3 separate regions of the Homo sapiens genome follow, and all the other regions are linked to region 2. Evidence: chromatin contacts called from ENCODE Hi-C or POLR2A ChIA-PET data. All regions are on one chromosome and are shown on one strand. The core of a region is the stretch at or near the end of the contact, and the rest is flanking DNA. Distances in the headings are between cores, read along the strand shown. Region 1 holds the start of TMEM267 (transmembrane protein 267). Region 2 holds the start of CCDC152 (coiled-coil domain containing 152). Region 3 holds the start of C5orf34 (chromosome 5 open reading frame 34).

The links. Hi-C counts contacts between places; a loop is a spot of excess contacts on that map. ChIA-PET counts read pairs that join two places held with the same protein, here RNA polymerase II (POLR2A). Pooled maps may share reads with other maps.
Region 1: a pooled map shows a loop between it and region 2 (7-fold over the local background). The contact joins the promoter of TMEM267 here to the promoter of CCDC152 in region 2. A Hi-C loop is called at or near these places in 2 of 50 pooled maps. POLR2A ChIA-PET finds 5 or more read pairs at or near these places in 2 of 52 experiments (BJ and CD4-positive, alpha-beta T cell).
Region 3: a pooled map shows a loop between it and region 2 (5-fold over the local background). The contact joins the promoter of C5orf34 here to the promoter of CCDC152 in region 2. A Hi-C loop is called at or near these places in 5 of 50 pooled maps.

Annotation. Positions count from the first base shown.
Region 1 is chr5:43,482,612-43,485,358 of GRCh38, reverse strand. TMEM267 (transmembrane protein 267) reads left to right here and starts at 1,494. Exons shown (of 3, transcript NM_022483.5): 1 at 1,494-1,537. It overlaps C5orf34-AS1 (C5orf34 antisense RNA 1), which reads right to left and starts at 1,440. Exons shown (of 3, transcript XR_007058763.1): 1 at 1,358-1,440. RefSeq lists enhancers at 1,165-1,354, 620-1,463 and a silencer at 1,409-1,639.
Region 2 is chr5:42,755,558-42,758,257 of GRCh38, reverse strand. CCDC152 (coiled-coil domain containing 152) reads right to left here and starts at 1,440. Exons shown (of 9, transcript NM_001134848.2): 1 at 1,373-1,440. RefSeq lists enhancers at 384-883, 884-1,385.
Region 3 is chr5:43,513,845-43,516,699 of GRCh38, reverse strand. C5orf34 (chromosome 5 open reading frame 34) reads left to right here and starts at 1,552. Exons shown (of 13, transcript NM_198566.4): 1 at 1,552-1,894. It overlaps LOC124900190 (a long non-coding RNA gene), which reads right to left. Exons shown (of 3, transcript XR_007058764.1): 2 at 1-2,507. RefSeq lists an enhancer at 1,785-1,944.

The sequences.
Region 1 (2,747 bases), core at 245-2,744, 730 kb before region 2:
CTGAGGCCGGAGAATCCCTTGAGCCCAGGAGGTCAAGGCTGCAGTGAGCTATGATTGCACCACTGCACTCCAGCCTGGGTGACAGAGGGAGACCCTGTCTCAAAAAAAAAAAAAAAAAAAAAAGGAATAAACATCTACAGGCAGTAGACCGACTACAGAGAAAAGAACTACTATTACATTGTTTGGGTTTGCATGAAGCCATCTATGTTGTTCCTCAATAGCTCCATAAAGCCTAGATTATAAGACTTTGTACCACACTGCCAAAAGGGTAATGCCAAATTATTACTGCATTCAGAAGGAGAAAATTTGTCCTTAACATGGCTAAAAGCACTCAAAATTATAAATACATTTGCTGAAAGATACTTTAAATTCTCATTTAAGGTGTGTGGGAGTTAAAAGGTGTTTAATTTTCCCTGTCAGTTGGGTGTTTTACATTGGCTAAGAACCAAGACTGTGACAAGAAATGAGTTCTATGATTGAGAAACTCTAAGATTCTGGGGGTGGCCTAGGAGTTTACTTTGAGATTGAAATTTATTTTCTATGGTCAACTGTATAATTACGATGATACCACCCCTTGCTTTCCATCTGACACTTGGTTTGAGAAACTGTAGGTAGGAAAGGGAAAGAAGAATGTCCCTCCTTGGGCCTCTTCTTTTGGGCCTGTGCTTCCTAGAGTCAAATGTCAAGCTGGTATTTCCTTGGTGCTAAGAGCAACCACCACTCTGAGGCAGAGACGGGATGGGACCTAGCCAAAGTCCCAGTAAACAAACTGTATCTTGTAAGCGCAATTTAATTAGGGTCAAACTATTCTGTATGGACTTGCTTTTTCGACTTCTGAGGATTTAGTAGTCATGATTAAGTGCTGTCACGCTACTGCGATCTACAAACAGTAGCTCCACAACATCCGCCCGCATCGTGGCAAAGAATTATCAAGAAATCCCCAAGGGGGCGGTGAGGAGCCGCCGGTCGGCCAGGTCGCCCGGTCCCTCAGTCTGGTGAAAAGCTCCGTTGCCCACCCTGAGGGCTTCGCGGAAGGAAGTTGGCCGTATCGCTGCACCTTAGAGATGCGACGGCCGAGGCTCCCAGCTCAAGCTTCTGGTAGTAAGGCCTGTGTGCCTGGCATTCGGGGAGGCCACTTTTCTATCCCCAGCTTCCGGGCCACCACTTGGGTGCGTCGTGGGGATGTCGGCAGCTACGTTTGCGGCACAGCTCCGGCTAAACTGAAAAACGAATCCTCAGGTTTGACAAAACTAAACTAAAAAGACACTTTTCTCCTCTCACTCTGACGTCCCAAAAGTTTCCTTTTTAGGGGTCGGGGCCTACGGTGGGCGAGGAGAAACTCGAGGTATCTACCCACCGCACCAAACAACTCATGCGTCGCTTCCTTTCGACTTGGAGCTGGCCAGTATCCCGGCGTCCTCTCGGCCGACGCTGCGGTCTGAGGCCACTCTGGCCGGCAGCCGACGTCTCTATGGCTCCGACCGAGGGGCGGAGCCGCTGCTCGAGCTGCTGCTGGATTGAACTCAGAGAAGCCGGGGTGGGTATGGCTGAGCCGCTGCGTGGGACTGAGGGGAGGGGGCCGGGTGGACGCCGCGGAACTGCGTCCTGAGGTGGGAGACCGGAGGTGGGGGACCACTGAGTCTGATGTCTGGAGGGTCCGGTTGCGGGTCGGAGGGCGTGCTGGAACAGCCGCCACGCGGGAGCCAGGAGCCTCCTGGGTGCGTGTGACCCACGAGCCGGCACCGTCCCGCGGCCCTGGGGTCTGCGAGGAGCCCTGGCGCCGCCCTCCGGCTTCGCGCTTTTTCTAGATCCCTAGAACCCCAGCCCTCCGCCTACGCTCCGCGCCCCTGGCCTTTTTCTGGCCCAGGGTGGGGTTCCGGGAGTCGTGCCGAAGGAGCCCATTGCCGTCCTTAACCGGTTGTAAGAGCCTTTCGTGCCCCGGAGCCTTTGAGGCTTGAATGCTGAGAGTGTGACATGGTCCTTTCCCTGCAGCCTGGCCCATTTTTTTAAATGACATTTGAAAAATTATTGCATCACACCAGACTCAGAAAAGGATGTCTGGGAACTTCTGAGGCTTGAAACATGTTGAAATACAGAATTTTGTTTTATTCGTAATGGGCATAGGAACTAAACATTTTAAGTGCAGACATCTGATGGCTATAAAAAGTTTCAGTGAAAGTAAGCAAGATTTGTGTTTCCTTTGTCAGTTAGTTGCATCAGATTTGGCATCTGCTTTTGATATTTTTCCATTAAAGAAATTAAATATATTAAGTTTACAGCAACTACAGTTCAGTGAAGAAGACTTACTGGTAAAGCATAATAAAGGCGGTTTCTGGAATTTGGACCGTGTTTTGACCTTGGGTTTTTGCATATAATGTGTAAGGTTGGTGGGGAAGAGGGAAAGTTAAAACAGATGACACTTACTTAGAGAATGTATCAGCTCTTATTTGTTTTGACAGAAATAATGTCTAAGAGATTATTAGCAAACAATACATGATAGCGTATAATTAAAGTGACCAGCTAATTATATGTTTGTGGAATTCAGGAAGGAGAAAAGTACTGTTATGTATACTCTGAAGGCCCCAAAGTTAGTGGTATTTGCTATAAGGGGGATGGGGTGTGACAAAGTTTGGCCATTGCAGAAAATGGCTTCTGCGAGTCATAGGGAGGAATTTATAATATGTCAGTTATGTCAGAGAAGCTATCCCAAACAGTATCTTTAGTTCATAGGCTGCGGATTTATTATG
Region 2 (2,700 bases), core at 191-2,690:
AGATATTGCTTGACAATATGTTATTTCATCAAGATATCTCATTTTCTTCTTTTGAAATATTTTGCATTAGCAATTATTAATGGTTTTTAAATCTCAGATTTTTGGCTGTATATTTTGTTTCTTGAATTATTATCTCGAATTATTATCTTATGTATGACATATGCAAGCACAACTACATATAAAATCCCTTAAATAGTTAAAACTTGATCCTTACAGCAGAAAAATATTTGTTAATAGCCTCCCATGATACAGTAAAATTCCTTTTGGAGTAAAATTAAAAATAATTGCTGTTTGATAGTACTGTTATTCTTTAATAGTGCTACATAGTAATCTGAAGTAGTTAATGGAAACTCCCTCCACCCCCACCTTTTTTTTTTGGTACCTAACCTTTTAAATAAAAAAGGTTTTACTAGGGTTTTGTCTCAGAATCTGGCTCTTGAAATAAATGCATTTAAATTTGAGCTTGATTTTCTCTCAACTCCTTCCCCCAAAGAAGACCCTGTTATTTCCTTGTAAAACCATCACTAATATTCCATTTGCTATCGTTGCATGATATCCCTTTTGCCATAATGGCAGAGCCAGGCAATTCATTTCTAGGTATCTTCATTGCCTGCTCTTCTGATTTCTTAGGTCAAGATCCTTTCAGTGAATATGGTCTTGCCCTGTGAAATTCGGTGTCAAGCTGGTGATTCAGTGCTTGTCAAATTCCTTAGTGAGCCGCAGAGACTGATTTGTGACCTTCAAGGCTCAGCTTCAACCGTCCCCACAGGCAAGTGAAAGTCCCATTTCCTTCTTTGTCTTCTTGCCTGCTGGCTTCAACCATCCCCACAGGAGCGTGACAGTTCCGTTTCCTTTTGGGTCCTCCTGTCTGCTGGCTTGAGTCCCGGGGCTCGTCCTCTCCCCTACCCCACACAGTTGGTCCTTCGCCGCTCGCCTGCCCCACGCTCTGGTCCCTCCTCTTTCCTCCTCACCTCCCCTCAAGAATTCACTCTCAGTCCTGAAGCCTGGGTCCCCTGGCTCCCTCTCCGTCATCCTAGTGTCCTTAGGGACCTAGCAGAAATAAAGGATGGGGGCCGAGGACCCGCGGATGTGAGAGAAGTGCCTGAGACAAAAACCTGTATGGACCCAGAGCACTGTAAGGAGATAAGAAGAAAAGCATCTCTATGGAAAAAGCGGGAGTTTCGAATCGCTTTCTAGCGTCCTTAGCGGCCTAGCAAAAATAAAGGATGGGGGCCGAGGACCCGCGGATGTGAGAGAGGTGTCTGAAAAGAAAAGCCTGTAATGGACCCAGAGCACTGTAATGAAATATGAAGAAAGGAATCTCTATGGAGAAAGCGGGAATTTCGAACCGTCAATAGAATTTGGAGTGTACCTGCTGTTGCTCCTAGTTCCCCACAGTCTCCCTTTCCGCTGCCTCTGGGGCCTGGTACACCCCTGAATGCTGTCCCCTCCTCCGGAAGCCGAATCCCCCAACAATGGGCCCGCCTTTCTCTGGGCCCGCCCTGTGCGCTATGCTGGAGCTCCTACCACCAGCAGTTCTTACCAACTTGGCCCAGCTCCGCTCAGCATCTGCGGCTGCTTAGGTATTTTCATGTGGTTTCCAGAACATGAATCAACACCGGATCAATAATTGTTTCCCCAACCAAAGAATAAATCACATTGGGTGTTCTGAATTGTGAGTCAGCTCCATTGAATAAATAATTATCCATATCTATTTTTGTAACTTATAAAATTGCCTTTTAAAATTCCAGAGCCAGTTAATAGATATGGTTTCCCATCTACAGAGTTATATCTTGGTAGCTTAATGATTAAGGGCGTGGGCTCTTGCGTGGATTCAAACCCCAACTCTTCTCTTTTTCCGTGGGTGATAGTGGGTAAGTTCTTAATTTCATGCACCTAAGCATCTTCATCTGTATAAGAGATTAATTATAATGCCTGCCTCTGCCGGGCGCTGTGGCTCACGCCTGTAATCCCAGCACTTTGGGAGGCCGAGGGGGGTGGATCACCTGAGGTCAGGAGTTGGAGACCAGCCTGGCCAACATGGTGAAACCCCGTCTCTACTAAAAATACAAAAATTAGCCAGGCGTGGTGGCGGGCTCCTGTAATCTTACCTACTTGGGAGGCTGAGGCAGGAGAATTGCTGGAACCCGGGAGGCGGAGGTTGCAGTGAGCGGAGATCGCACCATTGCATTCCAGCCGAGACCCGCAGCAGCAAGACTCAGTCAAAAAAAAAAAAAAGAAGCCTGCCTCTTAGGACGGTTGTGATGATTAAATGAAGTGATGCATTTATAAGGTGCTTAATGGAGATCCTTGCTTAAAGTAAGTGTTCAGAAATGTTAATTATTAGAATTTTTGAATGTTGTTCAGTAATAGTTTGAAAGCGAATCCACTGCCAACTTTGCTCATCTGCTTTTTTTTTTTTTTCTGAGTGGGAGATGGGAGGTTTATTTTTGTTAATGTGATTTTTCGATAGACTCCAAAATTTGGCAAGTGAAAAAATATAAACAGTAATATGATAACCCATACTTTACTAGTTGAAAGGTAGTGTGGCATAATGGCAAGAAAATTAGGTTAAAGTGGAAAATGGGGGTTGTAGTCTTCACTCTGCTGCTCAAATAAGCTTTCCCTAACATTAGTAGCAACACATAGAAATATTGAAAATGACCTGCTGAATTGCGGGTTCTACCCAATTAGCAAATA
Region 3 (2,855 bases), core at 303-2,802, 760 kb before region 2:
TGGTGGTGGGCGCCTGTAATCCCAGCTACTCGGGGAGGGGGCTGAGGCAGAGAATTGCTTGAACCCGGGAGGCGGAGATTGCAGTGAGCTGAAATCGCGCCACTGCACTGCAGCCTGGGCGACAGAGTGAGACTCCGTCTCAAAAAAAAAAGAAAAAGAAAAGGAGAGAGAGAGAGAGAAGGTCAAGTGCCGCATTTAACCATGATCTTAGGATGGGCTCCCTGCATGCTCAGAGCCCTCTTTACCCTTGGGAAGTGAGCACACACAGTGATTTTATGGATTTATACACATGCCCATCTGAGGCTTTCTTCCTTTTTCCGGTGGAGTGTATCAGAAAAATCATACTTCATCACTTTTGTCTCTTAACCGGCATGCCCAGGAAGTTGCTTCTCTCTGGGGCCTGCATTCAATTAACATTTTGATGTTAACAGGTGTGGGCCATCAGGAAATGGCCTTTCCCTGGCGCTGCCAAATTTTCATTTTTAGAGAGGCCATGTGATAATTGCTGAACCATCACCCAACATTTCTAGTGGGTGGGTGGCAGGGGAGAGCCCTCTCCTGCCTTGCTCATGCCTAACTACCTGTAACAGATTCAGTTCGCCATTTTATAATGTATGAGCATGATCTGTGGTCCCCCAAAACAATTACAGTAGTGACATCAAAGATCAGTGATCACACAGATCACTCTAACAGATACAAAAATAATGAAAAAGTTTGAAATATTGTGGGAATTACCAAAATATGTCAGAGACACAAAGTGAGCACATGATGTTGGAAAAACATGGCACCCATACACTTGCTCCATCAAGGTTGCCTCAAACCTTCCATTTGTAGTAAACTCAGTATCTGCAAAGCACAATAAAATGCACAATAAAACAAGGTATGCCTCTCTATGCTCTCACAAACCTCTGTATTTTATCTTAGAAACACTCACAACTGTAATAAATGATTGTTTATTCTTTCTTTCCAGTTAATCTCTAGCTCTGATCCTCACCCGCAAAGAACTGGGCCACCTTCCCTGCTTTATCCCCACTATGCCTAAACACACAGTGAGTGTTCCATAAACACTTGTTTAGTGGCAATAAATATAGCAGACACATTTATTTGCCACTTTATAAGGAAAAAAGGTGCAGATACATAGACGACCTATTTTCTGATACCAAATTAGGAAGAGTTCTCCATCTTTGGCCAAGTTTTTTTTTTTCTAAACAGCTTTACTGAAGTATAATCGTTTTTTACCTTATTTAAAAATAAGTACCACTCCACTAAAACGCGCTCTGTGGTTAGTTCTCGGCTGGACCGTTCAAAAGGCTGATCCTTACAGCCTTTATTATTAATACAACCAGGTCGGGACTGCTTTTGCGTGGGTCACCAGAAGTAAAAAATCAAAGAGGAGCCAACCCCATTCCGAACAAGGAAACACCCGTCCCCTTCCTACACCAATTCCTGCTCCGCCCTTCGTAGGGAACGCAGCGAGGGCAGCCTCCGGAGTGGAGGGGCGGGACTTCCGGCCCTTCCTGTTGTGGAGGGGCGGGACTTCCTGTCTTCCCTGTTGCGGAGCTCTGAAGCGGCTCCCTGAGGGCGCTGGTTTTGAACTGGTCTTGTGCGGTTTGCGCTTTCTCTTAGTGGTTACAGTTGGCGCTGTCTCCGCTTTCCTGTTTCGTGGCGGGCATCTTGGCCAAAACACTCTCCCTGCCACCTTATTCCTCTAGGGTTGTGATTTTTTTCTTTCACCAAGAAATATCACTCGCTGGTAATTTGTCAAACTGAAGAAACCCCTGAAGAAGCAGTGGTGGGCAGGCGCCGACGCTGCGGCTTCCAGAGCATTTTGGCAAATCAAAGCCAGGGACCGTTGCTGGGCCTCATTTCCGCAACTTTTCGGCTCCGAACTGCTGTGAGTGGAAGACTTTTGGTGGTTGTTTTGATCAGGCTCCTTCTGTAACTAGAGACTATAGCATTTTGAAAGAAATGAGATTCTCATTCATGTCAAGAACAGACTTGTGGATTTTTGAGTGTTAAACATACCCTGACGTAATGTGCTGGGTGATGAGAACGCAAGCGGGAATGAGACTGTAGAGATGAGAATGGCAGTGTGGGTTGGAGCCGGGTTATGGTTTCCTATGGTATGCCAAGAACCTTAGTCATTACACTGTTTGTTGTGTATGCTTGATTATTTAAAATTAGAAAACCGCCTCAGTAAAGCTATTAAAAAAAAGACCTGACCAAAGATAGACTATTTTTCCCAAATTGGAATCAGAAAATGTCTTCCATCTATGTATCAGCACCCGTTTTTTCCCCTAAAATACCAAGTAGACATACCCGATATATACGTGTGTGTTTATATATATATCTGTAATCTATATTGCCATTTGATAAGTACGTAAACAGGTGATGTAAAGCACTTGGTATGGTGTGACTTGTGGAAAGTTACCTATGTCATCAATACTAGAGATGGATTGGAGAGAGAAGAAATTCCAGACAGTTGCAGGAGTTGGAGAGTCTATGGCCTGAAAAAGAGAAAGAGGTAGAGAGAGTCAGGTTCCAAAGACAGAAAATCAACAGGACTTGTTACAGGGGCATGGAGTGGAAAGTCAAGTTTTAGAATATTGGCTGCTAACAATGAGACACCATTAATTCAAATTGCAAATTCAAGAGGAGCAGTTTACTTATTTTTCATCATTCAAATATTTATTGTGCCATTTACTATTTGCCTAATACTGTTTTAGATGCCAGAGATACTGTTACATATAAGACAGATAAGGCCCCTGCTTCGGTTGACTTTATATCCTAGTGGGAGAAAATAAAAAGCAAGTAAATAATCAATTTTGATGATAGATTCTATGAAGAAAAAACTT